Linked DNA regions of Mus musculus: all the other regions are linked to region 4. Evidence: chromatin loops called from intact Hi-C (ENCODE). Cell type or tissue: left cerebral cortex. All regions are shown on one strand. Links, peaks and the distances in the headings refer to the core of each region. The heading gives the core; the rest is flanking DNA.

Evidence for each region. Peaks named below come from ENCODE experiments on the same cell type or tissue, not always from the same donor. Only the 100,000 strongest peaks of a DNase experiment are listed, where the experiment ranks them.
Region 1: it touches region 4 in a loop (3-fold over the local background); 13 of 42 quality-filtered maps call a loop at or near these places.
Region 2: it touches region 4 in a loop (5-fold over the local background); 17 of 42 quality-filtered maps call a loop at or near these places.
Region 3: a loop joins it to region 4, with 2.2 times the contacts of the local background. A loop is called at or near these places in 12 of 42 quality-filtered maps.

What each region holds. Positions count from the first base shown.
Region 1 is chr6:89,042,379-89,050,055 of GRCm38, forward strand. No RefSeq gene overlaps it. Among named protein-coding and RNA genes, the nearest start is that of Gm36639, 22 kb to the left of the region's middle. In left cerebral cortex, for the core only: CTCF peaks have their summits at 4,309 (motif pointing right) and 5,730; DNase peaks (open chromatin) are centred at 3,503, 4,261, 5,464 and 6,318; H3K27ac peaks cover 1,189 bases.
Region 2 is chr6:89,031,199-89,038,875 of GRCm38, forward strand. No RefSeq gene overlaps it. Among named protein-coding and RNA genes, the nearest start is that of Gm36639, 11 kb to the left of the region's middle. In left cerebral cortex, for the core only: a CTCF peak has its summit at 2,918 (motif pointing left); DNase peaks (open chromatin) are centred at 2,961, 4,119, 4,423 and 5,044; H3K27ac peaks cover 336 bases.
Region 3 is chr6:89,241,825-89,249,501 of GRCm38, forward strand. No RefSeq gene overlaps it. Among named protein-coding and RNA genes, the nearest start is that of Gm36735, 28 kb to the right of the region's middle. RefSeq lists an enhancer at 1-2,095. In left cerebral cortex, for the core only: a CTCF peak has its summit at 3,730; a DNase peak (open chromatin) is centred at 3,187.
Region 4 is chr6:88,931,495-88,939,171 of GRCm38, forward strand. No RefSeq gene overlaps it. Among named protein-coding and RNA genes, the nearest start is that of Gm36354, 4.6 kb to the right of the region's middle. In left cerebral cortex, for the core only: CTCF peaks have their summits at 4,442 (motif pointing right) and 4,644; DNase peaks (open chromatin) are centred at 3,486, 4,438, 4,907 and 5,857; H3K27ac peaks cover 884 bases.

The sequences.
Region 1 (7,677 bases), core at 1,411-6,410, 110 kb after region 4:
TAAAGATCCATGTGTCCACAGTGGTTCTACCAGGTATGGAGGAAGAGGCTGATGCTGTGGAGCCTGGATGCCCGTGGTGAGGAGAGACCTAGGTCTCTCTTAAGCTGGGGTGCTCTCTGCCCCGAGTGCTGCCAGGAAGGTTGCGGCTCACAGCTCTGGGCTGGGATACACACCCACTAAGACGTGTCACCTGGGGAAGCTGTGCGCCAGCTTGGCGTGGGTGGCTTCTGTCAGTCGTGCTTGCCGGGAGACACCTGGGGCGCCAACTTCTGGGCCACCACCCGCCAGAGAGACAGGCAGCCTGCTGCCTCGCCTCCCTGTTTGCACAGCCTGGCTTCATTAGTGGGGAGGTGAGGATCTAATTTCCTTCAAACAAATGCCGGGGGTTGGTGCTTCCCTCCAACAATGAGCAGTGGCAGACGGTGAGAAATCTGCTCACACCTTCTGGGTCGGGGTGGGGAGTGGCTCAGGCGTGGCTGCCGGTGAGGCAAACCCGGTGTGCCTGGCCTGTGCTTCCTCGTGCCCCGACTGCAGAGGAAAAGATGCATCCAACCCATCTGTAGTGGAGGGGCCAAGACGAGGGGTCTTTCAACAGCGTTTCCACGGGTTCTGAGTCAAGAAGCCATGAACTTTTGGCCTTTCGGGTGTGGTGTAGGCCCGGATGCTGCGGCAGAGCCCAGCAGCAGGCTTGTGGTAGGAGGAAGTAGATACTGAGGAGGGGTTGCTGGAGCAAAGGCAGCCTCTGTGACTGCTGCAGCACAAAACTGCCCCATTGTAAGGTTAGTCACAGGACAAGGGCCACACATTCAAGGCCCTAGCACATGCTCTGGGAAGATCCCTCAGGGGGCTCACCCAGGGCCTTGACCAGCACACTCTAGCAGGGCATCAACTAGATAGTGACATTCCCCCACAGTCTTGTGAGCCATGCGTAAGCTCTACCACAGTCAACTGTCTTAAGATGCGGTCTCTGTTAGGTCCTGGAGAAACAATAGGGAAGGTTGGCATCTCTAAGAAACCCTCTTGGTGTTCAGGGAGGTCGTGACCACCTAGCTCATATGCATACAGCACCCAGGCTACCTTTTCGGTCCTCATGGTATTTGGCCCTCTGGTTCAAGGACTGGGAGGGGTTTTCCAGCTGTGATGAGCTGCCACAAACCAGGTTCTACTTGTGTTAGGTGTCCTGATGCTGCACCTGGCTGATGTGGAGAGGGTCTCTAACAGCCATCAGCGATTACACTCTGTTACCTATGGTTTCCACCTGGGCCAGGAGTTCTCTGTAGTGTGGATTTTCTTGCCATATGCTCCAGGGTCTGTGGAGTGTGTGTGTGTGTGTGTGTGTGTGTGTGTGTGTGTGTGTGTGTGTGAATGTATGTCTCTGTGTGAATGTGGGGCCAGAGAGCAATGGTTGATACCAGTTATCTCCTGGGGTGCCTCTCTACCTTATTTTTTGAGACAATGTCTTTCATTGAACCTAGAGCTCTACAAGCTGATGAGTCTGGGGGCCATGAGTGCCAGGGATCCACCGGCCTCCCCCGTGTGCAGGCCTCCAGGAGCAGAGGCTGAAAGGGAGCAGGGATGAGGCGTGCCCCAGAGAAGGAGGGGATAGGGAATCAAGACTCTTTTGTGAGTGAAGGTCATCCCTGAGGGTGGTAAGTCTGTCACAGCTCTAGCCCTCATGGAAGTTATCCTAGGAGAAAAGCAAGCAGCTAAAAAAAGAAATAAAGTAAGTTGGTACATAACTGTAATCCCAGTAGCCAGGAATAGAGAGAGCAGGTGCAGAAGTTCAAGGTTATCTTCGGCTACATAGCAAGTTCAAAGCCAGCCTGGGCTACGTAGGATTCTATCTCCAAAAATTAAAACAAAAAACCAACCAACCAAAAAACCCCAAACCTAACCCCCCCAAAACAACAAACAAACAGACAAACAAACAAAAACAACTCCCTAAGTTATGAAGGGTACTAAGAAGACAATGCTAGGATGTTGGGGAAGAAGGGGACAAAGAATCTGTTAGTGTTAAAGCCAGCTAGCACCAGGCAGGACAAAACAGAGGCAGGGCATGGGGAAGCACATTTTTTGTTTTGTTTTTCGAGACAAGGTTTCTCTGTGTAGTCCTGGCTGTCCTGGAACTCACTTTGTAGACCAGGCTGGCCCCAAACTCAGAAATCCGCCTGCCTCTGCCTCCCGAGTGCTGGGATTAAAGGCGTGTGCCACCATGCCCGGCTGGGGAAGCACATCTTAAATCTGGGGTACTCAGAACTGATGAGCCCTAAGATTGCCACGAGATGACTAGGATTATACAATACAGAATAGGAGGGAAGGCTGGTGTATCAGTTACTTTCTAGCACTGTGATCAAACATCATGACCAAAGCGATTTATGGAAAAGTTCATTTTGGCTTACAGTTCCAGAGAAAGTCTAAAATAGCAGGAAAGTTCAGACAGCAGACCACGGGAGCAGGAATCTGAGAGATCACATAATTAGCCACACACAGGAAGCAGACAGGTGGAGCTGGAGGTTGGAGGAGGCTCAAAACCAGGGGATCTCAGCCTTCCTAATGCTGTGGTGTCTCCCAACTGGAAAATTATTTTCATTGCTACTTCACAACTCTAAATTTGCTACTGTTATGAGCTGTAATGCACATATCTGTGTTTTCCCATGGTCTTAGGTGACCCCCATGAAAGAGTTGTTTGACCCCCAAAGGGATCAAGACCTGCAGGTTGAGAATCACTGCTCTAAACTCTCAAGGCCTGGCAGCAATGGCATGCTTCCTCCAACAATGGTCTCCCTCCAAAGGTCCCATAATTTCCCCCAAGTGTTCACACATGTAAGAGTATGGGGAGATAGTTCTCATTCAAGCCACCTGGGCGGGAGTGGCTCCCAAGAGCAGGGTAATACGGAAGAGGGGGCGGTGGTGATGCAGGGGTGCTCACCCTTCTCCTGACAGTGAGTTGCACACTGCCCCAAACAGCCTCATCACCAGTATGTCCTTGCCTTCTGCAGGCTCACAGGCCTCAGTGGGTCACCCAGTTGCCGCCATCTAACCTTTGGTTGTGTGTGTACAAATGTATTATAAGGGAGGGTGTCATGCCACCCTGCTTTTCACAATGAGCTTTGAGAACTGGGATTGGAAGATAACCCAATTCTAGATGCAAAACTGCCAGGCGAAAGCTATGAAAGTGACAAGACAGTTGTCACCAGCAGCTCACAGGAGCCCCTTCTCTGTTTCCATGCCACCGCTGCCCGCTCCTTGGAGGCAGGGAGCACTCTCAATGATTTTCTTGCCATGGGAGGGGAATGTTATAGTCTTCACTCTGCTTGCTTTTGCACCCATTGGTAGTGGTCACTTCCTGTGCCTGTTTATGTGACACAGGCCTGTCTCTAGTAAATCTCCTGACCCTTCCCCTTGTCTGGCTTTCTAATGCATTGTGACTTCCTTCCTCCATGGCTCCTAATTGTTGCTATTGTTTTCCTGTTTGGGGAAGTTGATCTTTGAGTCAGGCTGCGTCTCCAGTGTCTTTTATCTCTTTAGATGGGTATTTGCTGACCTGAGCCTCAGACTTAGTCAAATCTGTCAGTCTTTCCCATTCTGGCTTCTGGGTTTTATGTCATGCTTAGAAAGACTTTTTTCACACCAAGATTAAAAAAAAAATCACCCACGTTTTCTTCTATTACATTTTTAGATTCATTTCTGACATTTGAATTTTAATGCTTTGGGATTTTTTTTTTTTAAGTACAAGAGAGATTTAGCTTTATTTTCCCCGAATCTCTCCCTACACCACTTGTTAAACAATCCATCATTTCTCCCAGGTTTCTTGCCATCTTTACCAGCTATTAAACACTGATGTTCATGGACCAATTTCTGGCCCCTCCACTCTTTCTCGTTGATGAATCTGTTCACATTTCAAATACTTTTGTCAAGTTCTCTTTTTAAATTTTTTTAATCAAAAATTCAGTTTGGATTTTGATTGGCAGATTGACATCTTTGCATCTTCCTGCAGCTCTGGGTTGGTTGGACTCTTCACCATCTTCCCCCACTCTGTGCCTCTTCGTTGAGCTCCAAAGCTCTGCTCAAATGAGGCATTTCGCTGTCTTAGCTTGTTTTCTTTTTCTGGACACTTTTTAATTCTCTGCTGCTGGTGAGAACGAGCCCCTCCCTTCTCTACTGTCTTAGATTTTTATATTTTATGTAAAGCATTGCTTTTGATAGATTGTCTTTTATTTAAAGATTTGCTTTATTCTATGTGTATGAGTATTTGCCTGCTTGTATGTATGTTGCATGGTGTGTGTGTGCAGTGCCCACATTGGCCAGAAGAGGGCATTGGATCCTCTGGAACTGGAGTTACAGGTGATTATGAACCACCATGTAGGGGCTGAGAGCCAAATCTAGCTCCTCTGAAAGAACAGTCAAGTACTCTTAATCGCTGAGCTGTCTTTCCAGCCTCACATTGGTTTTCTTGTGGGTCTTGGGGATTAAACCCAGGTCCTCATGCTCACAGCAAGCACTTTAAGAATGTCCCTTCCAGCCACTGTTTTGGGCCCATCATGGTGGCCGTTGAAGCTGTTAGCCAATCGTAGCTGTCTCTATGCTCTGTAAAAACGAAGTGGCGTTGACGAGCTGTCCCTTGCTGTATTCCAAAGGTTTAGTTGGTAGCCACTTTTGCAATGGACAGGAGAGATGTTAGGCATGGTTGAGTGATGGAATGTTCTGGAAAGCATTGCTCTAGGCAGTTGTTTCTACCATCAGACAGCACACCCCTGCCTCCTCCTCCTTGGTCTGCTGCTCAGTTTTACCTATTTTCTTTGGGTTGGGGAAGGGGACTTTTCAATGATTAGAACACAGCCTTGCCACAGCTGAGGGGGATAGCGGGACCCTGCCCTTTCTTTCTGCCTTTCTTCAGCATTGAGGTGAACGGCCTCTTCTGCCACCAGCACCTGCTATGACAAGCTTGCCTCACCATAGGCACAAAGGCAATGGAGCCAGTGGATTGTAGACAGAAACCTATAAAAGCCATGAGCCTCGGGTACTTTGTCACAGAGATGGAGAGCTGACTAACACAGATGTCTGGTTAGTCATCTCAGCCACCAGCTACTCCAGCATCCAGGGCTCCAGATCATTGACTCACCCTTCCTGAGTGCCTGACCCCTGACCCAATGCCACTCAATCAACGTTTGCTATTTGAAGCCATCATTTAAAAAAACTAGAGTGGAGGGAAGTTGAGGCAGGGGACTGTGCACTTAGACAGCCATGCTTCAGTTCCTGAAGGTTTCAGATGTCCACAGAGCACCTTTGGATGCTGTGTTGCGTGGGATGTGGGCTCCTGCCTCATTTGTTTGTCCAGTCATTGTGACTGGCTCTTGCTTCTGGAGGCCCAGTAACTGCACTTTGAGGGGAGGAGGGCTGCCTCCTCTCTACACTGGCATTTGGTGCCAGCCTGTCACCATGGCAGCAGAGATTGGTGCTACCTACACCACGGGAGAGGGAAGCTGCTCTGAGTGGATTCTTCCTGATCCCCAAATCACTCTCTTCTTGTGACTCACAGCAGTTACAATTCCTTCATCTCCTGATACAATTTCCAGAAGCAAATCCCTCAGCTCTTTTGCCTAGACTCCTTGAATTAACATCAAAAACTATATTTGATTTGAATTTAACTGCCAAGGCTCTGAGTTTTGTTGAGGCTAATCCCCTGTCTGCTTGGTTTCCTGGAGCCACAGCAGAGGTTTGCCTGCAGTCACTCCTCACAGACCCCAGGGGCAGAGAGGAGCAGCTTGCTCTCCCAGCCAGGCTTCCTCTTCTTTCTCCAGTGCTCCGTGACAATTGTGACCCTGGCTGTGGTGGGCCTGAGGTGAGATGGGAGCATCCCAGGGGATTCAGAGGAGACTTGGGGTGACTGAGAATAAACGAGAGTGGAGCAGACCAGAGGGAGACCCAGCCGGTGCCAAGCAGAGCGCACATGAGGAACCAGTGAACCAAAAGGCAGCCACATAGCCCAGGTAGGACACGTCCCCACCCAGTGAGTTCTTAGGCAGCTGACCAGCTTGGTAGGATTAGATCCGAAATGCCAGGGAATCTCTCCTGATGGTTCTCAGCTAATGACACACAGATCATTGGGGGAATGCCATTAAAGGAGATATTTTTATCTCTAGACTCTCCCTCCTCCTCTTCTTCGTCTGCCTGCTGCAGGTTAACAGTTGCTCTTTCATGGAGACATACTACTTTGCTATATTTCTAAAAAGTGGGACAAATTAAATGGGAGCCAATACAAACCTTCCCTCCTTACAAGACTTCTCAGATATCTTCTCATACTGACAGAACACTGATTCATACACCAACCACTTACCCATCCACCCACCCAAGCATCCATCCATCTGCCCAACCATCCATCCATCTACTCATCCATCCATCTACTCATCCATCCATCTGTCCGTCCATTCATCTGTCCATCCATCCATTTTGTTTTATCAGTAGCACTTATTGAGAATTTACCACACTCTAGGTACTGGACACAGCAGACGAAACCCTCATCCTCATGGAATTTAGAGTTTAGTACTGCAATGAATGAAGCTGACAGAAAATGGGAGTGTGGAGTGAGCAGGGCTGTAGTCTGGTATAATGTGGCTGGGTGCTTCTCCACAGGTGCCGCTGCATGGTACAGAAGCAGATTGGGATCCTGTTGGTGGCCAGCTGAGACCTTACACTAGAGATGTCTGGGCCAGCGGGTACAAAGACCCTGAGGTGAGGGCATCCCAGCTTCCTTAGGAAAAAGGACCAGTGAGAGGTGAAGATGGGCAAGACCTGGACTTTCCTAGACATGGCCACATCTAGGCCCTCACGAATATGAGAGAGAAAGCATGGAAGGGCGTGGCACCAAGTTCTCCAGCATCTCAGCTCATTGACATCTCTGCAGCTCACTCACCCCTGACAGCTTTCTCGTGTTCCTTTTGCCTCTGTAAGGCCATCTGCTGGAGAGAGCCCTGGGCAGTTTGGGATGGCAGCATCATAACTGACATATGTCCCCACTGGCCACTCAACCCCATCAACCAGGGGACTTACTCTTCTGTGCCAAAGCCTTGGGGCATCTCTCAGGGGCATTGTCATGGAAATTCTAACAGGAAGCCCCTTTGTGAGCAAAGTGACTAGGTATGGGGAGTGCTTGAGGAATCTCTGTGTACATCAGCCTTGGGGTTAGGGAACCCTGGAGATGGGGAGACACAGAGGAATGGGAGGGGGGAGAGAGGGAGGGAAGGAGGGAGGGAGGGAGGGGGAGTGAACTGTGTTAAGTTGGTTATGTTGCTGGGCCAGGCAGGTCCCTCTGCTGTAGCTGTCTGTGCTTGTCACCTGGGGCACAGCATGGGGCTCTCCATGTCTCCCTTGCACAGCATGGGACTCTCCATGTCTTCATTGCTTCCAGATCTCCTACATGTGTCTTTGCCCTGTGGGTTAGAGGTAGGGGCATCCTGACAGCTTTTAGCCTGGTAGAGGACAGATAACATATAATAAATTCATATTATGGTGACAATGTCCTCTTAACCGTTAGACAATGAAGCTAGCTGTTCACAAGGACCTTGCCCAGCCTCCCCTATAGTACACACACACACACACACACACACACACACACACACACACGCCAACAATTAAGGGTGGGAAGATGGCTTAGTGGGTAAAGTGTCTCACAAGTTT
Region 2 (7,677 bases), core at 1,040-6,039, 99 kb after region 4:
GTATGTCTCTCAGCCACCTGGCCTCTCTTCTGCCTTGGGTGCTCCTCATGTGGGACACACTGTCTGATACTAGGCAGGTGGATGGCATACAATTGGTTATAGATTTATGACTAAGGACTGGTATGCCACAGTCTTCTCCCTTTGACCTCCCTGCAAAGAGTCCCACAACACTGCCTTTATCCCACTACTGATTGGTCTCACCATCCACTTCTGGTCAGGTTACTCTGTCCATAAAGCCAGAGGCTGGGAGGTGGCATGAAAGGGGCAGAGGCCTGCGTGCTTGTGGTACTCAGAAGGCTCTGTCTTCCAGGGTACAATTCTACCTTTCTTAGTGTCACTGTGTGTTATAGTTTGTATATGCTAGGCCCAGGGTGTGGCACTATTAGAAGGTATGGCCCTGTTGGAGTAGGTGTGACCTTGTTGGAGTAGGTGTGTCACTGTGGGCCTGGGCTCTAAGACCCTCGTCCTAGCTCCCTAGAAGTCAGTATTCTGCTAGCAGCCTTCAGATGAAGACATAGAACTCTCAGCTCCTCCTGCACTAGGCCTGCTTGGATAATGTCATGTTCCCACCTTGATGATAATGGACTGAACCTCTGAACCTGTAAGCCAGCCCCAGTTAAATGTTGTCCTTATGAGAGTTGTTATAGTGTTTGTTCGCAGCAGTAAAACCCTAACTAAAACATTCTGTCACTAGTAGTGGGGTGTGTCTGCATTTGGGGTGTCCACAGTGCCTTGGTGAGCTTGAGTGTGTGCCTCTTTCTTGCAGTTGTGCCCAGGCTCTTGGTGGTGTGCAGACCTAAAAGTAGGCTCACTTGGGGTATGTTTGCTTGGCTTTAGGCATGCAAGTCTCTTTTCCAAAATGGCTAATCAATGGACTTTCCCCAACTGAGTAAGGATGGGGTGATCTCACAGAGTTCCACCTGCAGATGAAGAGCTACAGTAGTGGGTGATGGCAGTGGGTGGCTGTGGAGAGGAGGAGAGTCAGTCTTCTCCAGGCATGATCCTGAGAGGTTATCCAACCCCACATGGTCACCCCTCAGCACATGTGCATACGCACATCACCAAGCGAACTTGGCAAGCTGTGTGCACACGTGGTCCTATCCACTCACACCCAGCAACATCTTTCCTTGCTGCTTTATCTTTCTCCTCACATGGAAGCCCTTTCTCAGGTGTGCATATTGTAAATATCCTCCCCATTCTATGTTCTGTCTGTTTGTTTCCTGGTGGGGTCTTCTAACATCAGCAAGTCTGTACTGGGCTCCAACTCACCAATCATGTTTATGGCCGACATGTCTCTCCACACCCTAATGAGGCAGTCCTCCTCTTAAGTCCCCTTCACTGTCTTCATTCATTTAGGGCTGCATTTAGATGTTAGTTCTGCACAAAGTTCTTCCCAGACCCTCCCTGGAAATGCACTTTCCCCTCATTCCATTTTAGTATTTAATGGCTGGCCACCACCCACTTTTCTATTATATGTGGAGTTATTATTTGCTTACATATTCCACATAGTTCCAGTTCTTTGATTCCCCACAGTCCTCCAGCTCTGTGTTTCTCGATATATGGCATAACCATCACAGACCCAGAGAGGCTGCACCGGCTCCTGTCATCACATCTCCATTTCTAACAAGGAGGAAGGAAGATCAAGGAAAAGCTCGTGTTTTCAAACACAAGACATCTGAGAGGAAGCTGATGTGACCTTTGTGGTTTTGTCCCTCCCATATCCATATGCTGCACCTTCCAGACGTGACTGCACACAGACGTGGCACCTAAAGCCAAGGCCTGGTGCTCTGCAGAGCAGCTGGCAGCTCCTGGAATAGGATCCCACCCTTTGTTCTCCATGTTGTCCCTGTGACACAGACCTGTCCTCCATTCCATGTCATTCTCCTTCCTGGGAAGGACCTGGGGCTGATCTGGAATGGGTGGAGCCTCAGGCTTCTTCCTGTCCTGCTGTGGACTGCAAGGATGGGGGAACACGTGAGATGCTCACACGGGTGTGGGGAAGGCCTGTGGGAATACAGAATGGGATTCCTCACGAATAGCTGGGTCCAGTCACACAACCCTTTAATTGGCATCCGTGAACATCAGTTGTTCGTAAGTGAGGCTTGGCATGAATCACCTGGGGATCTTGTTAAGAACCCAGAACTAAGCCAGTAAGTTCAGGGTGATATATATCTGGTTACAAGTGACAGAACATCAACTACCTAAGCCCACCGGGAATTGATACAAAGGCAGGCTTGGCAGGGGCAGGCTGAAGCTGTAAAGAGGCTGGGTGGGATGGTGGGTATCTCCCTCAGTTCTGCAGGCCTGGCCACCTGGACCACCTCCACCATGACGTCAGTTGCTCTATAGACCCCTGAAGGACAGCAGCCTTCCTGAGTCCTGGCCTGACTGCTGAGGTCATGAACTGGGGCTGTAAAGAGCTTACACTCTGCTAACCTAGTAGGACACCTGCTGGTGTTCCTAGGTCTGAGCCCAAAGGCTGTGCTTCAGAAAGCCTGCCTGAGGTCCCCACCCTACAACCGTTCAACAGATCCTGGCTGAACTCAGAGGACTCCCTGGTGGCCTCAGGGCAGCTCCTGGATGTCCTCTTGGGAGAGGCTCCAGCCTGCTGTCCAGGATTGTGAATGCCTCAGAGGCTATAGGCTGGTGACTCTCTGTGAGTCACTTTGCTGGCTGTGAGCAGAGGTCACAAGACATGCACAGTGATACTTCTTGTGAGACACCACACAGGGCCTCACTGAGTCTCTTGTCCATCTGAGGTCCCCCCCTGACCATTCCCCCTTCTCAACTGAGGTCTTCTACTCCACACCCACCCCTCCTGGGCAGAGATGGGTGAAACTTTGCATTTTGGCCTCTGAGGAGCCTCTCCCCCTACACCCATAGTCCCGACAAGGGCGCCCCCTTTTGTTAAACTGAGACCCTACAACTCACTCTTTACTGACATAGGCAAGCACTGCAGGTGGCAATTTAGCTTCTGGAATCTCATTCTGCCTTCAGCTGTTTAAAAATGGAACTGGCCATCAATAATTAAACTAAGAGTGGGCATTAAAAGTCCATGTTTCAGCTTCTCTTGAAAGCCTGGCACGGTTTGTCCTGCTGAGCCTGCACCTACCCACATGGGGGAGGCATCCCACAGGCTTCCTGTGCATCCAAGAGAAGGGACCCTAGACTCCTCCATGGTGCAGCAGGGGAGTTTTCCTCCAGGCTCTTTGAGTACCCAGGAGGAGGGCATCCTTTAGGTTCTCCAGCACTCAGGAGGTTCCTCCATTCCAGCTATGTCCTGGGCTCCTCGGCAGCCTGCATTGCCTCCGTGTTCCCTGCTGGGTGTGTCACCTCCCTATTGGGAGGTTGGGATTGGTTCTGGTCCTTTTAATCAACACTGTCCTGAGAGCCAACACTCCTCCCTGTTGGAGTGGCCCCTGTGGGCTGAAGCTCTTTGCTTGCATACAGACCTGGGGAGGCTCTGAGCTGTACATGGTGATCCACAGCAGAGCAGAGGAGGTTTCCAAGTTGGCCTGTCATTCTGTCTCTGAGAGTGACCCATGGCCTTTGCCCTGACTCCAACCTCTGACCTTAGCAGTGTTTTCCTCTGGTTCCTTCTCCGACACTTTTTAGGCACATGTAAGAAGCCCAGGACTCTGGGGACAGGTTGGGGTGAGGCGAGGCAGGGGTCAGAAACAGAGCCAGCACTGAGATCTTTGCTGAGGCTCTTTCTGTCTCATGTGGGGCCATCTAGGTGCTTTGAGCTTTGGGCTCATCCTTAAGGGACCACTGGCCTCCCCGGAGCTGCTTTCTATAGAGAGGTCTCACTGTGTTCTTTATGAACCCTGCTGGAAATTTAGAAATAACACCTCAGAGACTGTAGCAGAGTTATTCCCACTTTTAGCCAGGGACAAGATGGTGTCGGGACAATGTGCCTGACTTGGAACCTGTCCGGTTTGGAAGAAAGCTAATCATGGTCGGAGACGCAGAAAGGCCGAAGGAAGAGAGGAAAGTGCAGCCTGACAAGAGAAGTCTGCTTGGGAACAGGAGGGAGGAGGGCAGGGAGGAAGGGAGGGAGAAGAGGAGGGAGGAGGAGAGAAGAGGAGAGCAGGTGGCTTATATCACCAGCCTCCACTCCAACTATGCCTTGTCCCAGGCTTTCTTTCTTTCTCCTCATGCCCTGCCTGCCTGCCTGTCTGGTTGTCTGTCTGTCTGTGCTCCGTTCTGTGTCTCTCTTCCATCCTGCCTGTATGTCTCTGCTTTACTCAGCCTAGCCACCCTGGCATCACTGGGGTCTCTGCCTTTTTGCCTGCAGCAAGCTGGGTTTTTTTTCCTCCTCTGTCTTTCTCTCTCTGCTCTTCATGGTTGTCGGTCTGCATGTCTTCTTGGGGTGGCTGGGTGGCTGTCTGTCCATCCTCTCATCTCAGGCAGCTGGAAGCATCCCCTGCGTTCATTGATGTGTGGTTGTGAGATTCCCTTTGAATACTGCAGCAGCCAGTTGCTGGTTGCCAAGGGAACGGGTCAGGAGAAATGGGGGAACCGAGGGGGGCATAGGGAGCCAGGCGGGGGGTGTGGGCACGCTTTTCTGTTTTCATCTTCTTTGGTGCGTTCCTTTTCCAAAGCATAGAGAAAGGATGGCAATTTAAAATGATTTTTCAAGAATCAACACGGCAGAAATAATGGGTCCTAATTGTGCTGGACTAAAAGCCAGGCAGGGAGAGTGGCAGCTTCCTGGTGCCCAGAGAGAGCTAATGGCCAGACTCAGAGTGTGGAGCCACTTGAGGGCTAGGAGCTGCTGTGTCAGGTCCCTGACTGGCATTGCCCAAGGCCACCCTCCTTAGTCCTTGCTGAGAATTTAGGATTTAAAGCCCAGAAGTCTCCACAACCCCCACCAAGCAGGAGAGGCAGCGAGGTGACCACACACAGGAGTACAGGCGCCCTGCTGCTTTCAAGTGAGAAGGGATAGGCACGGAGGCTTCTCTAGGCTACTGCAAGCCCTGGACATTCTCCAGTAGCTTCAAAGAAACGGTCTTGGTCTCCTCTGCTCAAGCTGAGTTCATCATCATGGGCACAGACAGAAATGACACTGGTGTAGAGCCCGTGCTGCCCTACCCACCTGCACCCCAGTCTCTGCTATCCGAGTCAGCAAATCCTATGAATAGAACGAACCAGGCTATGCACTTCTGGGATTGTGGGGGTCGAACAGAAGGGAGAGTTCTAGGTATAGACTCGACTTGTGCAGTCCTATTATTTAACTGGTTTCAACTGGATAGAAACAGGGTCTTGAGGAAGGAGCCCCACTCTCACCACATTAGGATGGGTAGGAACCTGGGAGAGGGAGGTGTGAAGAGCATTGGGTAGAAGAGAAAAGCCAGTAAAGGACTTCATGTTGAGGATGCCCTAAAGATTAGGCAGAGAGGCCTTAAGGACTTTCCCCTTCCCCAGCCACCAGGGAGAAGCTGCCCCGGTCTGGAACATGCCACCTAACAGCCTTAGTTTTATCCCTGATGTCAGCTCTGCACGACCCATATCTGTAAGGGTGCCAGTAGGGCCCAGTGCAAAAGCCTAGTGCTCCCAAATGCATTTGGCTTGAGCCATTCCATGCCTGTCACTGTCCTAGGCAGCCAGAAGCCTGTCTTCTGTCTGTTTTTACCCTTTCTGTTCCATTATCCTCTTATATCCTGCCAGCAAGTGCCCAGCGAGTCTGGGTCTTAGTGGAGGACAGTGGTCATGTCTTGTATGTGTGACCTGACTCTGTGTGGTCTCATCTTCTCTCTTAGTCAGTTCTAGCCTTCGTTGGCTCCTGACATGTGAAACTGTTCATCATAGCAAGTGATGCTGGAACCCTGGAGGTCTAAAGGTGTCATGGCTTCCCTGAGTTGTGGAAAGTGCACCTGGAACTTGGTTCCCAAATGAATTAGATAGGCTAGGGTTAGGGTTATCAACAGAGGTGGGGAGTACCACAGGTACAGGAGCTATCTGCAGAGTTGTATTCTGGAGGAAGAAATGGCAATGACCCCTGGAGGCCTTATAGAGGTGCGGGAGCTAGACCCCTCAGCAGCTGGCGGAGCCTGTGTGATGAATGTCGTGTGAGTGACTTCCTTTGGCAGTGGATGTCTCTTCACTCCATCACCAACTATCCTGTGTCCTACTGCAGGCTTAGCTAGAGACTCACTCCAGGTTAACACCGTATGCATCCCAGAGTGACAGAGTGTTTGCCCTTTCCAGTGTGAGGGATAGAACTCAGAGCCTCATTTGTGCAAGGAAAGTGGTCTATTACAGTCCCTCCCCAGCCCCTGTGACAGCTTTCTTTAAGTCTCTGTCTCTGTTTAGTTCCTCTTCTGGCATGAGTTTATCCCGGTCCAAAGGAAGCCTGTGTTTAGCTTACTATTTCTAGTGCTTTTGTGTCATGGGGACTTGCTGATCCTCCCAGGTCCCAGAGACAGGAAATGTTCCTGCCAGCATATCTTTAGGGCAAACTAAACCCTTCTTCCTCTGTGTGCTTTCCCTCTGGGACACTGTTTACACCCAGATCATTTCAGGGCCAGGACAAATACCCTGAGCAGCCGCAACTTCCAGAGCTCCAAAGTTATCCTTCCCCTGGACTCCAGGAAGGGTCCTTGCCTCCCCACGCTGCTGCAGGCTGTCATCCCCAACCTGCTGACCTTACAGCACCTGGCAGGAATACCTTCTACACTGACTGCCTGCTTTCAGAAGCCTGCTCCTGCTCCGTCCTGGCAGGGGTGGGGGGTAGCTTTCATTGTAACCAGGACAGATACCAACACCCAACCTCGAAGATTGGCAGTGGGGGAACCGCTACCTAACCGCCCCCAATGGCTTAGGGAAGCTCATCTAGTAACCCTGTCTCTTGTCTGTTCCCTCCTCCGCCGCCTCAGCACGGCACCTGTGTGATTGTTTATCTCACAGTTCCCTTCCACTCAGCTGACTTTTGCACAAGTCAGGGGTGTGTAATTTACATAAATGGAGATAGAATTTACATACAGTAGGATTTACCCCTCTGAGTACACAGTTCAGTAGGTTTTGACAAATAGCTACAGCAAGGTAGCTGCCCTGGCAATCAAGGACCTCACCCCCTCCTTCACTTCAGCCCCAAACTGGCTTCCTACCCCTTTGCAGTGATCCTGTCTGCCCCCTCCGGCCCAGCACTCCAGATGCTATCCCATGCAGCATGTGACTTCTGTGCTTGGCTTCCTCCATTTAGCATAGTACAGGCTTTTTAAAAAGTCAAGCTTAAGCCCCAGGCCACAGTGCATCCCTCTTACTTTGTAGGGCTCACCTTGCCTGCAGTGACTAGCCAGTCAACAGCCTCAGCCTTGCCTTAGTGTTTTAAGGTCAGCCTAGTGAGGCCTGCCTGTTACAACTGAGTTCTCCCCTCTGCTTGTATGGGTCTCTGCTCCTTGACAAATGGGCACAGCCAGGTGGCCACCAGTTGATAGACTCGACGCTGTCATCCATCACCCCAAACCTTCCACGGATACTGAGGAAACATTTGTCTGGTCAGCTCAGCTTCTCAGAGTTTCATTGTAGTGGAGTCCAAACACCCTTTGGAGTTTGGCATCCTCCCTCAAGTACAGATGCTGCCCTGACAGATCTATAGACAGACGCCCCACACTCCCCTTCCCGTGTGGCCAAGGCACTGATTCCTAGGGTACTGTTTCCACCTGAGCCTGTCAG
Region 3 (7,677 bases), core at 1,706-6,705, 310 kb after region 4:
AACCCACATACGAGTTAGGGTTGTAAAGACTCGTTTTTATATCTATGGAGCCTCTGCTCTGAGCCTGGCACCTCACTCACCCTGAGAAACTCGGGGTATAAAACTAATAGAGAAGCATGCTCCGAGGGATAAGCCAACAGCCACAGAGCTAGGGAGGGGCGGGCTGAAGCTTGGCCTGAAATCCTGCATGTCCCAGAATTCCCAGATAATAAGGAGATATCTTACACAACAAGTGGGCCAGCAGCCCCCACCCAGGAGCTGGATCCCATCTGTCTGGTCCCCATTACTCTTCAGGCCATGAGTAGTATGTGGGTGTGTAAGGGCAGGTCTAGCCATCTGAACCTTGTTGTGTGAATGGCCAGCCTGGTCCTAATGGCCTGTGTGCTGACCCCACCCAACCTGCAGTGAGCTCCCTCCCCTCATCTCCTCCCACACCTGCCATCAGCCTGGAAATGATTGCTGTAATTACAGCCTTGTCTTCCCAAGGTCTTGTTTGCAGAAGACCATTCTCTCCAGGGAACAGGGAATAGCTACAGTACCCTCCCTTCTTATGCTCCAAGGCCACCAGGAGGTGCACTGCCGGGCTTGGGAAAGGTTCTCGGGAAGGTAAAGGGCACGTTTGAAAGTTCAAAACATGCAGAGGGTCAGAAACTGCAGGGTTAGCTAGTGACTGATGCCCCTGGAGACTGCAATATCAGCATTTTCAGCACGGCTGGGTGGACAGCTCCACACCTCTCCCCTCCCCCATCCCCAGGCTGCGCCCTGCTCCCAGCCTGGGCTGAGGCTGGCTCAAGAGAAGGAGCTAGATACTCCATCAAGACCAATCCAAGATAGAGACTACCCCAGCCAGGGTACAATCTATCCCCTGGTGATCCCGGATCTGTCCACCTGTCACAAAGCAGAATTTCCCTCAGGATAGAGACCTGCCCTCATATTTTCTTTAGCCAGCTGCTGCAGCCTCTCTACATCCCACCCAGCCCCTCCCCCTCCCCCAGTTCAGTCTTCCCTTTTAAGGCATTAAGTACAGAGATATTAAAAGGGATTGTTCGGGCCGGTTAATTAGCTTGGAAGAGGCCTCTGCAGTGGCCTGGGTCACAGACGTCCACCTCTCTTTATTAGCTGAATTGATGGAGACAGCAGGGCCCAGATGGGAATAAATTGAATCCGATGGAGAAGAGGCTTTTGCACGCGCTATTAACAGGAAAAAAGAGTGGGCCTCACACCTCACTCCCCTCTACACTCTCCTACCACCGCACGCTTGCAGATGTCTACTCAGGGGCGTTCCTCCGAATGAACATCAGGTCCTAAGAGATTCCCAGGGACCCATGCCACAGGGCAGCAGGAAACATCAGCCCAAGGGACGAGGAGTGCCTCAATCAGCCAGTGCTCAGGGTCCGACTCCAGTTAAGGCACCAGACAACCTGAAGTCCAGGGACACAGCACCTGTTCCCTGAGCACACCATCAGTTCCTTTGTGTCTTCTCAGCATCATGCTCTGGAAAACTCTGTCCCCACAATTGGGGCTCTCAGGTGGCAAAAGACTTGTCCATGTTGCAGAGCCAGGAAGGGCCAAGCAAGACACTTACCAGCAGCCACTGTCCATGCTGTGGGCTATAGGTGATGGATTGCCCCTCATGCAGCAGCCTGTTGGGTGGTCACTGCTGCCATACAAGCTGCAAGAAGAAAACGGCTCACAGTAGCTCTGAAACTTGACTGGAATCCTCAGCAGGTGAGGCAGCTAGCAGGACACAATATCTGAGTCCATCATTTTAGCTCCGGACAAGGCCTGAACTGGTCGGAGTGAGCCAGAATTAGTCTAGGATGGAGCTCAGCATAGTAAGTCACACCCACAGATGGCAGGCACTCACCCCAACTCTTCTGCAGCCACATTCACTCCTTTCGGGTTCCTGTCTCAGTACTGCCTCCTGGTCACTCAATTCTATATCCTCTTCAGAGGTACCCTTGAGGTCGAATCCCTGTTGACTCAATCCTCATCTCCCTTGGGGACAGTCTTGTTCACAGACCATTGGCCTCTGGCTGCAGGAGACCCTGATTGACTGTAAGCCAGCCTGTGTGGCAGGGACCCTTGTCACAATCTAAATACTGAACACATTATAGACCTTCATGTTCCTTTGAAAAGGAGAACCTACTTGTCACTACTCACTGGGTCACTAGGTGGGACCCTGAGGAGCAAAGGTGTGCTCCCCGAAGGAAATGGTGTCCCCGAGGCCACAGCTACCAGCTGCCACCCAGAATCTGCCTTCTTCCTTCTCAGCCCTGGGGACAGAATGCAGGAACTGTCAGTTAAGAGAGTGGGAGATAGCCAGCATAACTTCCCAGACCCTGGAAAGGTACAATGCATTCTGGAAATCTCTGACCCACAGCAGAGGATCCAGAAGTGCTAAGAGCCCCACCTCCCCCTAGCATCCATTGTACCTCTGTTCTTATCTCCATCCCTGAGCCTCTAGACCTGTGCCCTTTTACACACGGTCTCCTGCTCTGCTTTCCCCTGGTTTATCACAGTGAATCTGTACTGAGCTCACAAGATTCAGTTCTGCCTACCTACAGATAGTCCACCACTTCTTCCTGAATGTGGGCTCTAACTTCCAGGGCTGGGACTTAAAATGCTGGACTCATAGCCTCCTGATTCCTCCAGTGCAGATGGAACATGGCTGATCCTGGAGGTGTGGAACAGGGGTCCTTGTGTGGGGATTCTTGCCTTATGAACCTCATGAGAACTAATGGTTCTCCATGATTCTTTGCCAGGTGCAGGCATGTATGAATAATAAGTGACCTCCAAGTATGACCTGGGTGAATATCAACTTGAATTCTTGCTTTTCTCCATTCCCCACTTCCCTGGAGACCTCAAAGGATAACCTCTCCTGGGTCCCCAACTCCTCAGTCACAGATGTGCAAAAATCCAGGAGATTCTGGGGGGAGTCAATGCAGTGGGGAGTAGCCCCTTGGCTTCTAGTACTTTCCAACTCCAGCTGGTACCCCTGCTGGTAAGAGAAAGCCATCCTGTCATTCAGGCATTCCAAGCTCTCTCCAGAGCAGCATCTGCACTGAAAGGTGCAGGGGAGCCTGGTGGGTGTCAGCCAGTGGGGTTCCTCTCCCACATAGCATGAGCTTGGAGCTCATACAGGGCCTGGCTCTTAAGAGAAGCATTTTCTTGGAGTGTTTATTGACTGCCTGCAAACCAGCCACAGAGCCTACGCCCACCTTGCGCACGGAGTCAGTCATGTGCCTTTAGCTGACATGCTAGCTTTCTTCTGGCAGAGGGCAGCTGAGCAGCCGGGGCAGAGGAGGCCTAGATCTAGATTGGTGGGCAGCCCTACCCTTGGACAGCTCCCCACCTCCCTCCAGATCCTGATTTCCTCAGCCATAGGTGAATTTTGCATGGCTTGGTTGAGCCAGAGAAATGGCATTTGCACAGCTCTGCTGTGAGCCAAGCGCACAGGCACATGGATGGAGCCCACCAGTGCCTCTCCTGGACTGCAGGGGCCACTGAGCTGGAGGATGCCCTTCCTCATCCTGCTCCAGGATTCTGGTCTCCCTGGACTGCAGCCTGCTCAGATCAAGCCAGCAAGGACATCAGCTCATCCAAACAGTCCCCTTTCCAGCATACAGGGGTGAAATGGGGAGTGGGGTGGCAAAGTCCAGTTGACCACTTCTACATCCATAACCCTGGGACTCACTCCAACCCTGACTGTGTAACCCTCTATAAGGCCCTCATGGTGGCGCTATGCTTCCCTGGGACAAAAGAAACCCTGGAGGCAACTCATGTGCCTGCCCCCCAGAGAATGCAGATGTGCTGGGCAATTCAGACAAAGGGGCTACTTGCTTCGGCAGTGATTAATGTGTAGGTACGCACGGCAGCGGGAACTCGTGGCAGAGACAATGCCCCTGACAGAATCAAGTCACACAAGAATACACAGGTCCGATTCCATTTGCATGATGCTTTTTAAGAAAAGCAGCAAGCCCAAACAGTTTGGGGGAGGGGGCTGGGGAGGTGGTTGGGGAGGCAGCTGCTTGTCACCAGGACTGGCCAGCAAAATGGCGTGGTAGTGTAGGATATGGAACATGGAGTTGGGGGAGCAGTGGGAGTCTGACATGTCCTCTCGTTTCAGATTCTCTTAATTCTTTCTCAACCCAAAAAAACATATGGCTCAAGCTTTAGAGTTGGTCAAATATTTGACAATAAAACTTTTTTTTAAGTAAGACGGGAATTGAATGCTGGGGGTCGGTTTTAGGAGAATTAATAGAAGGGAGAGAGTTGGGGAGAGATAGAGCCCGAGACCTGGGAAGGCACGCACATGCCCCCTTGCTCCCACACTCATCTCCTCAAATGTGTTCACACACTCTCAGATGATACTCACATACCCAAATACTTGCACTCACACACAAAGGCCACCACAGCCCCAGCAGGTCCTCTGACTGCTTCATCTCCTCAGCCTGCTCCAGACATGCATCGCTGTTTCAAGGTGTTGTCCCTGCTTGCTCTTAGCCCTTCTTGACCCAACAAAGCCACTAGTAGCACCTCTAGCCCTTGTACCAGGGGAGCCTCCGGTACCCCCACCTGCACCAGCTGCAGTGCATCTGTCTTCTCAGGGCCACCTGCCTCACTGACTGTCCCCGCTGCCCCCCAGCTTGGCCTGTGTGAAGCTTCTGAACCATCTTCCTTTTCCTGTGTGAAACTTCATCACTGACACTGGGCAGCAGCCCACGCAGCCCTGTCCAGGGTTCTCCCCACTCGTCACCCCCAGCAATACTTAAAAAATGCCAATGATAGACAAGGTTTCCACATTGTTCTAGTTCCCTTTCTGTTGTTGTGATAAAATACTGGTCAAAGCAACTTGGGGAAGAAAACTTTTATTTCAGCTCACAACTCCCATGGCACAGTTTACACCGAAGGAAGGAACCAAAGCAGGCACCATAAAGAGACTTGGCTTGCTGACTGGCTTAACAACTCATAATCAGTTAGCTTTCTTAGGCAGCCCAGGCCCACCTGCTTAGGGATGGTGCTGCCTAAAGTGGGCTGGGCCCTCCCTCATCAATCATCAATAAAGACATTTTCTCATAGATATGGCCAGAGACCAATCTGATCTAGGCAGTTTTTCAGTTGAGGTTCTCTCTCCGCTGGTGACTTGATGTTGTATGAAGTTGATAATAAAAACTGACCGTCCCTCCTATCCAGGCCATGCTGCTGAGCGTATGCGATCCATGGGCCATGAGCCTACACGAGCAGGCTGCAACCTTCCATGCTGCTCAGTATTATAAGCCCCATAGGAAAGAGAAGCCCCCAGAATTTGGGGTCAGGGACAACAAAGTCTTGGTCAGAGATTCAGGGTATCTGTATTATCGACATAGGCACAGCCATTCCAAAGACCAATGCCTCATACCTATGGAGTGGCAAAGCCTTTCTCAGGTCAGGCTCGGAAGGGTAAAGCCTTCTTCTGGTCCAAGTATGATAGTTTATAAATGATTCATCAGTGTGTGCAAAAGCAAGCCACTGCAGCTTCCTCTTCCAGATGCTTACAGCCTGACAATGCTCACCTCTCGAGACAACCTAAGTAGCTAACAGTACTTGGTGCAGCCCCATCAGAGGACACACCATCTACCTGACCCCAGCTTTTCTGTGCCTGTTGTTTCTTTAGTACCTGTCCTTTCTATGTTCCTCACAACCTCAAGTTTCTAGATCTAAGCCATGTGGGGTGGGGGTGGGGGCAGTACCCACCCCCTTATCTCTAGCCTCATCTAGTCTCAGAGCCCTGATCAGGGATAAATTAGGGGTGCCATCCAGGATGACTCTGGACCCAGTTTCCATCTGACCATGGCTGTGGGAGAGGCAAGAGAAAGCTCACCTGGCTGTGTCCACCCGTGCACTCCAAGGACCAGGAGAAATAGGATCCCAGTGTTTCAAGCTGCCTTAGCCAAAGCTTTGTGTCACACTTACATACACGGGTTAACCCTCTACCCATAGGGTGTCTGGAGGAGGGGTCCTTTGTATGGGTAGACAGAGCCTGTGGTAGAAAGTAAGCTAGACACTTTGGGACTAGCACAGGAGGATACAGCAAGATGTGGGTGTAAAGCTGGGACACAAGTCCTCACCCAGACTAGAACCCCCTGGCTCCTTGACCCTGGGTTTCCAGCCTCCCAATGCGGTGTGTTTGTTATGCAGACTGAGCTGACAGAGACAGAAAAGTCCAGGACATTGGGCAGCTCACAGATCATTGGATAACATTATGTGGCTCATACTTTATGTGTGAGAGAAACACACACACACACACACACACACACACACACACACACAGAGTAAATGATCTGAGTGTATAATCCCTGATGTAACACTTTCAAATGTCACCTAGAGAAGCACCCAAGCCTCAGTTTCCCCATCTGTTAAAAGAGATACCAACAGTTTCTGCCCCACAGCTTGGAAGGGAGGAGGGCGTAAGTAGGTCTGTATGACGTGTCTGATTGGCAGCTGGCGCTGAGCAATGTTCAGCCATGTTAGATATAAATAGGGATGGCAGATTCATAGGAATTGAGAGTTGGTAGTTGTGAGTATATCTCAGACCTATGGGTGTTTGCTGATTGCCCTATTGTTGGGAACCATGAATGCCTGGGTAAGAATGCTGTGTTTGGGCAGCAAGTCACAGAGAAGGGACATCCAAGGTGGTGGGCTCAGGATGGGAACCTCAACCCTGACAGAGAGCTGTATACCTTGGCCCAGCTCAGAAAAGTGAACCTGGTGGACTAGCCTGGCCCAAGAGTCTGTCCTGGACTCCTGCTGAAATCAGGCAGAGGTGCACCCCATTAACTGTACGCATAAAGCAGAATGCAAACCCTTGCCAGACCCTGCTGCTCCCGGACCCTGGAGCAGCTACCAGCCTGGTGACCATGGCAGCACTGGTGACCATGGCAGCCAGAAGGGTGAGCATCACACCAGGACTTCCTGTGAGCCATTCCAGGGCACAGGTGGTCTTGGGAGGAGCTAGGGAGGAGCAGATATTTCTAAACCTGCGAGTAATTTACTATGTTTATTAAGTAGTTATTGTAGGTTAAATAACCAACCCCAGCTTATTAAAAATCCTCTGGGATGATAATCGCTCGCGCGTTTGTTCGCGCTGGCAGCAGAACTTGCCATCCTGCTGGGAGCCGGTTTCCTTAATGACTCGGCAAGGGCCTTGTGCGGCAAGCGACTTCAGGAATCCTCATCTCCATTGCTCCTGACAGCTTTATGCTCCATAAATACTCAGAGATTATTAAAAACATATTTATTTAAGATGAACGGCTCTCCTGCAGATACAAATCTAAGCCGATAAGGCTCATAAGCCCACTTACAGTTGTCAATGACAGTATTTAAACACACCAACAGCCTTGCTTAAATTCCAGGTGCCCACCTCTGAGAGGAGACCTTGACTGGGCTCCCATCAGTGGGGGACCCTAGGGCACAGAGGTCGGGTCAGGCCATGGCAGGTAGAACCCACTTCCTCCATAGCAGCTTCATCTTTATAGATCTGTTTTCTCGTTTATACTAACGGCTGTGGTGATTTGTGTTAATTATCAATTTGACAAAAGTTAGAAGATAAGCCTGCCTGTGGGGACACGCCGTGAGAGACTCCCTCCTCTAGCAGACACTCGTCCCTGTAAATGCCACCTCTCCCACGCAGCCTTC
Region 4 (7,677 bases), core at 1,633-6,632:
CTTGCCTTTCAACCAGGCTTACCTCTCAGCTAGGCCCTCTCCTGCCCCAGGTATGAACTCCAAATGTTTGAGTGTTGTTGGACTTTGAGGCCTCCATTTTTGCCTTTCTAGAGCATAGAGTCCCACAGGGTCCTTTCTTAGCACTCCTGACTTCTGAGAGTCTCAGTGAGATCACCCTGTCTTGAAGGACCCTTGAGTCTCGACCAACCAATGCCACCAGGAAGCCTGATACTCCCATTGGATGACGTATGAGATAAGAGTGGATAGGATTTACACTAAGGGCCTTATGGCAGGGCCAGACTAGGGGATCAAAAGCAGTTGTGTACCTGTACACCCAGGTCTCCCTTACTGCCTGCCTGCCTGCCTGCCTGCCTGCCTGCCTGCCTGCCTGGTGTTCCCAGTTTCAGACCCTGCCCTGGATCTGAACACAGCTGAATGCCACTCTTGTCCCTGAGTACAAGCACAGTTTGTCCCTAAGTTATAGCACAGGATGTCGGGGGTTCCTGGCTCATGGACTGTGTTCCTCCTCCACTGCTCTGGGGCTTCTTTCCTTAGCACCCCCCCCCCCCCGTCCCCTCCACTGTAATTTGCCTCACTCCTTCCCATTGCTCGCACACCTGGGAAACCTGTCTCTCTGTGGCACACCCTCTCTAAGTGTCGCCCTTCCTCAGCCACTCCTGTGTGGTGTGACTCCCCCATCCCACACTCCCGCAGCTCAGCCAGTCTGAAACACACAATTTAGCACTTAATTACACTCTGCTCACTAATTATTTTGTGTCTTCTCTCTTTAGCTTGCCTGAGTTCCCCGGGCTCTGTTCGGTGACTGGCTTGGCTCTGGTCTCGCTCTCTTTGCAGGGTCCTTGCTCACTGGGCCAGGGGCTACTCTGGTCTTTGTCTAGAGCACAGGTGTCTACACCTATAGGCCTCAGGGTGGCTGGGATAAAGATGGTTCCTGTACTCTCATGTGTTACCAAATTCTACCCTGCCTAGGGGACAGTAGTGACTGCCCATCTCCTGCCATGCCACTGGGATAGGAATCTCTGGAGCTCTTTAAACTCTGACCACACCCTCAGCCCACCTGATCCCTCTCGTTGCTTTAGAGCTCACAGCCTTTAGATTCCTGGCCTTTAGATTCGACATCCAAAACATATTCAGAATCTAATCACCCATACCCCAGACTTATTAGCTGTGGTTGTCACTGCAAACAAAGGCCACAGCATCACTCCCTCTTGGATCTCCAGCCCCCACGGTCCACCTCACTCCTCAGAACAGTTCATCTTCTCTTACAAGGCCTGCATAGTTGGCCCTACAGCCATCCCCACCTCTGTATTCTGCTAGGGTCTCCAACTTCCCAGCCATGCAGGATGGCAGTAAGTGGCTAGTTGCTCTCAGGTCCTCAGTTGAACCCATGTCCCAGGTGTCTGCGTGTCAGTGTCCCTGGCTCATGTCATTCAAGTCTGTGTAGATGATAGCTCCTTAGAGAAGCTGGTCTCCCGAGAAGGAAATCAACAGAGCCATGAGGGAAAAGGGGAGAGAGACAGATTGCAGAACTGGCCCCTAGGCATGCAGAGGTCAAGCACCTTAGAGCTGGGCTGGGCAGCTGGAAAGAGGTACCTAGCTGTTCAAATCTGAGAGCATCCTGAAGCCTTTCTTCCTGCAGGAGAGATCAGCCTCTGCACTCTTCTGGCCTTGATGGATCAAGTGAGACTGACTTGATGGATCAGTAGACTCCAATCCATTGATTCCTCAAAGTCCATTGATTTAAATATGAACCTTGTCTAGAAAACACCCTTGAAGGAACTTCTAGGACTGACTTTTGACCTCAGCTTGAGTATTGGTTTAACCTGGCTAACTTGACTCAGAGTTAACCACCAGGGAAGTCGTAATTACACAGCACCTATGGGAGTTTCTCAGGAGCCCCGATCAGATAAGCAGGGCCAGCATTCCAGCTGCAGAGAGATGCCTGGATGGGACATGCCCCTCCCTACAGGGGACAGCTCTGCAGGGAGGGCAGCTGATCAGGGGCCACCTGATCCCAGCCCTGTCTCCTCCCTGCTTCCATCACCTGTATTTCACCCCATGGTCCCCCCTTCTTCCAGCCACTATGAGTCTCCTGGGATGTGAACTCCTGCAGGGATAGGGCTGTATTCTTGCCTGGACCTGTGACATAAGAGGGCAGGGTGATAAGCAGCTGGCAGGTGTTGGCTCCATCTCTGAGACATTTCAGGAAGCTGGTCCTTCAGTGGAATGATCAGGGTCACAGGACTAAAGTCCCCAGGTCTGCGCTCAGGGAAAAAGAGGACCCAGAGGATGTCAGAGTGGAGTGTCAGCCCAGGGCAGGATACTGACCAAGTTGGTGAAGGCTGGGGGTATGTAGAGGATTGGGGTGCAGGCCTGAGGCAGAGGGGGTCAGAGGAGTTACCTCCCCATTCCCCATGGATGACATAAGCTGCTCCTGAGGTCAGAACCTCATACAAGATGGTTTGCTCCAAAAGACGTGGCAGACCAGGAGCTGAGTCTCTCTTGTGGGTCACTGTGCCACGCGCAGTGTCAGGCGGGGAAATGGAGACCAGTAGACAAAGTTGTGGGCTGGATTAACACTGCAATGGCGGTGGCTACAGAGGCGATCCAGAGCCAGAAGGAAGATCCTTATGTGAACCTGGGTATAGACACAGGGCCAGAAGAACCCTGCAGAAAGAGGCATTTCCTAAAGTGGGTCAGAACATGCACCAGTGCACAGGATCCATGGCAATGGCTTCCTGCCCCTGTCAGGGGTTAGCCTCATATTTGGATCTGGGCCAACCTTTCTGATTCCCACAACTTGGACAGAATGCTGCTTAGAGGTGGGAGTCAGATTTTGCCTTCTTTGTAGCAGCCCGGCGGGAACCTACCGCACACTCTAACTCCAGGCCGTGCAGAAAGGTCACATGTAGCCAGCCACACAACTTGCATCCTAGCCCAGCCCTCAGTGATGCTTGTGACAAAGAAGCTCCAAGTGACTCTTAATCCTTAGTGGCTGCAGTCACCATCAGCCCTCAGCTTTCCTACCCCCCCCCCTTTTCTCCCCCAGCTTCAGACCTGTGGAGGTGAGCTACCCTGCTGGGCTCTGTGTGAAGTGCTGTCCCTCAGAGCTGAGCTCAGAGGAAGCTGTTTAATGCTGGGAAGTCAGGAGTGGCTCACAGCAGAGGTAACTATAGTAGAGCCCTTCTCCTGCTGGTCCCCACCGGATCTGGGCCACTGACATTATTAACCTGGAGCCGGACCCAGCAGGGAGCGGGTGGACCGGGAGCCCAGGACCAGAGTACCACTGCTTAACTCATCTTATCCCATCTTAACACTTAACCCATCTCTATCAGAGACTTGGAGGAGCCTGTGCTGTGGAGAAAGGGACTAAGGCTTGGGCTGCATCCAGTCAGTGTCCCCACCTCCCCCAGTCTGTCTCCTTCATTCATTAAACAGGAAGCAGGAGGCTCAGAACATGCTGATGATTCAAGCGGGGCCCCTGGCTCCCGTCCCTGCTGTGTTAGCTCCCGTGGGAGTGTATGCACAGTCCTCTGAGCCAACCTCCTGAGGAGGTGGATCTGTGCCCCGTGACAGATATTGTCTCCCAAGAGAGCCCCTCTGAGGCCTAACTTTTGCTCTCCAGGGGAGAGATGCTCTCATAGCCAACTGTCTCCTCATAGGGCTCACTGATGCTCATCTGTCTCCCTCCTCCCTTATCACTTGGACATCCCCATTCCTGCTTAGCTGCCCTAGCTTGCCTCCTGCCCCAGCCATGGGCACTACAGAGACCTCAGAGCCTTATGCTGACTGCACCAGGCTTTTCAGACTCTGTGGTCCAGGCCATCCAGACAGGCCTCTGTCTTGTCTCTTGACCCAAGCTTGCCTTTAGCTTAGTTACAAGTCAAACTCCAGCTTGTTTGACAGCTGGCAGAAACAACCTCATCGTAAATTAAAGGTCTGCACTGTTCTGGAGTCTAGAACCAAGCCACAGCATCCCTGTTCACGGGTGATGAGATACTCTGTTTTCCACCTGTGTTCTTCTGATTTCTGGGGAATAAGCCAGGCTCCTATATTGCCTGAGGCACAACACAGTCAGCTGAGGCTTTGAGGTTCTCATTGGTGTCCATGGGTGAGGCAAGGAGCAAGCTGGGGTAGCTCAACAGGAATGGTGATGCCCAGGTCTCCGCTGACCTGCCAGGCACTGTTCTTCAGTCTTTCCTTGCCTATCACACCTCTGATTTTGAAAGAGGACTGCTGGTTTCTTTAGGGAACTCCTTGAGTTTGGTGACTTGGTGGTGGTATCTCATTTCTGCACTGACTTGTGGGCTTTGAGAAACCACTGGGGTGAAGCAGATTCCTCTTGTGTCCGCTCAGGCATTCATGACACCGTCAACACTACTACATCACCTAGCAGTATCCATTTCTTATCTATTTCAGCGCACCTTGGTTATGTGACACGTTGCCACTAGGGGGAGCTAGGGGAGGGCTTTTCAAGGATTGAACTTTGGGGGGGGGGAGAGGGAGAGAGAGAGAGAGAGAGAGAGAGAGAGAGAGAGAGAGAGAGAGAGGACAGAGAGGGAGAGATTCTTCAGTAATAAGCTCACAACTATTTCCAAAATAGTTTAAAAGCCCAAGATGCTTAACATTTTTTACTGCACTTTCATCTCTGCTGCAATACAAACTCACTATAATGGTTTGACCTCCCAAAAAACCTGCAGTTGTGGCAGCCCTGGGGAAGAAGTGTGCCCAGGGGTTCCTTGGAGGGTAACATGCATGCCTCTCACTACTTAGTTTGTCCCACATAAGGATATAAAACATCGCTGTCCCCCGGGGGAGGGGAGGATCTTCAGGTCCGTCGGCATCCGTGTATATGAAGCACAGGGGACCCATGAAGCGCAGGGCTGATGCCGAATCTTTCACTAAGCATTTGTCTCCCTTATCTCCAGCCCTGCTTCCTGAACAGGACGACAATTCTTAAGCCACTTGTGCATTTTGTTAGGGTTAGTTTAATTAAATCCAGAGATGATAATCCACAAATCCACTTACAGGCCATGTGAAGGAGGATGAGCCTGGGAGAGGCCAGCTCGAATCTGTCGCGTGGCCCCGTGAAGGGACAGGGTTGCCTGATGAGGAGATTGGACTTTTGTATGCTCTCATATGCCAATTTATTTTTTTGGGGGGGAGATACACAGTAGAAGTTCTAAATTTCTGTTCTCATGCCCCGTGGTAGGTGTAAAGTTTCTAGAATGTTCTTGTAGTATAATTGCTGTGGCTGGGTCTACATGGGGAATTGAGAGTCTCGAGCCACTATGGGCTATCACACCTGAGCAGGCAGAGGTGTTTTGCATATGCTGGGTGCTGGCTTGCCCTGGAAGCTCTGAGTGCTCAACTATGTCAGTCCCTAACTGGTCTATGGCTCCCATCTTCCCCTTGCTCCTACAGAGCACAAACCACAGTGCATGTCAAAGGGCAAGAGCTGCCACCTGTGGCCTCTGAGGGTGACAATGGATCTTAGCTTCATGCTGTTGGCACTATTGTGTCAACTGGTATGCTCACTTAAGGAGAGGGCCAGGCGCTTGGATTTATTCCTGGAATGGGAGACACCCCACCATGCCTAGGACCTGGTCTTATTCCTGCCAAATTGTACATCTGTTCCTTTTTTAGTCTCCAAGGCCATCCCTGGTTCAGCCTGTTGCAAGGTTGTGGTCTTCTACACCCAGGTTTCCTTTCTAGACCTGCCTCCCCAAGAGAAATCATGACACTCCCTGCTCACAAGCCTTCCCAGGGACTGAATTCCCTGCTGAGCATCCTGTCCCTGGGCAGCAGCCACTGTGGCTCCCTGTGATGGTTAATCTTCCTTCCCTGTGACTGGATTTAGATCACCATGGGAACACACTTCAGAGCAGTCGTTGAGGTATTCCCAGCGGTCAGCTGGGGAGGGAGAGCCCGCCCTGTGTGCCAGGGCCCACTTAAAAGGAGAGGATGAGCTGAGCCCCAGAGGGTCATCTCTCCGCTTCCCAACTGTGGGTGCACTGTAAGCAGGGGCTTCATGTTCCTGTTGCCAGGATTTCCCACTGTGATGGGCTGCACCCTCAGACTGTGAGCCACAATACACCCTTCCTTAACCTGCTACCTGTCAGGTAGTTGTTCAAGGCAAGGAGGAAAGCACCTAACTCACATTTCTTCCTCAGCCTTTGGATGACCCCCATCACTACTTCAGTTTCTTCTTATCAAATGCATCCAGGTCAGGGTCTCTTGGGATACATGTGCCTGTCTCCTCTGTAAAAGTCCTAGGGTCACTTGCTGGGTACCGTGGTGCATGTCTTTAATTCCAGCACTTGGGAGACAGGTAGGCAGATCTATTAGTATGAGGCTAGTCTGATCTGTGTAGCAAATGCCGAGGGGGGGGGTGCATTTTCAGTGTCCCCAGCAAAGGAGATAAAGTGAAGCACAAAACCTGGTTTAGCTCTGGACTGAAGATGGCCTCTAGTCTTCTAGATGATGTGGGAGGTAGGGATGGATGGGGTGGGGAGCATTCTTAGGGAGAGGATGTGGTTCTCCTTGGGTGTCCCATTGTACCTACCCTGGGTGGGGGGTCCTTTTGATCTCTAGTAAAGCCTGGTGCGGCCCCTCCCTCCTCTGCAGAGCAGCAGGCATCTGGGGTGCACCTGTGCCTGTGTTTGTGTGAATCCAAGCCTCCTGTCTTCCTGCTGTGTCTGTCTGGGTAGTGAGGGGTGTTTATATACAGAAGCCTTGGATTGTTTGGGTGTACTCTGGTGGTGTGAGTGTGCTGTCGGGGCCCAGCGCCTGCCTGCGACTACCATTGTCTGCTTCTGCCTGCCACTGGGCCTGTGGGTCTGTGTGCCCAGCTGTCTGAAGGGTTGTGGAAACATGTGGGGGGGTGCACTCAAGCCCACCAGCCCCTGCCCTTCTCCATACTCTGCCTGCCAGACTGAGTTCTCATCACCTAGCAACTGGGGACTCTAGTCAGTGGCAGCCTCTCAGACAAAAAAAAAAAAAAAAAAGGGTGGTTTCCTGAGGGGAGGGGGAGGGGAACACAGAGAAGTGGGGGAGGGGCATTGTGGAAATCCCATGTCAGCTCAGCAGACCCCTTATCTATCTGCTGCTCTGTCTTCTGTGTAAACCCTTCCCCATTTTGTCTTCCCAGGTAGGCAGAGGCTCGCTGAGGACCCGAGTCCTCAGGCATGCTTACCCTTTCCACAGAAGCTGCTCCCACTAGCCGTGGAGCCTCTGTGGGCTTTCATGAACCTCATTTGGAAGTGAAGACAAAGATGACAACATGGGTGTGGACCACGGGGTATCATCTGGTTGGCCTTAGAGTATAAGGCCTTAGACCCTCAGATCCAGGCTGGTTTGGGAGCACATTCAGGGGAGAGCAGGCGCAGAAGGTGTGGAGGGTTTGTTTGTTTTGTTTTGTTTTTTTTTTGTTGTTGTTTTTGTTTGTTTTTTGTTGTTGTTTGTTTTTTTTTGCTTCATCTCTCCCTCCAGACTTGGGCTTGCCTTCTCTGGAAGCCAGTACCAGGCAGAGGAGGGCCAGTGCTCCCTGGAATGGGATAGAGACAACTTTGGTTCTCCATCGCCATGACTTTCTTCTGGGGCTCAAGTCTCCTCTCTGATGTTCTCCTGCTCCACGGTGATCCAAGCCAACAGTCT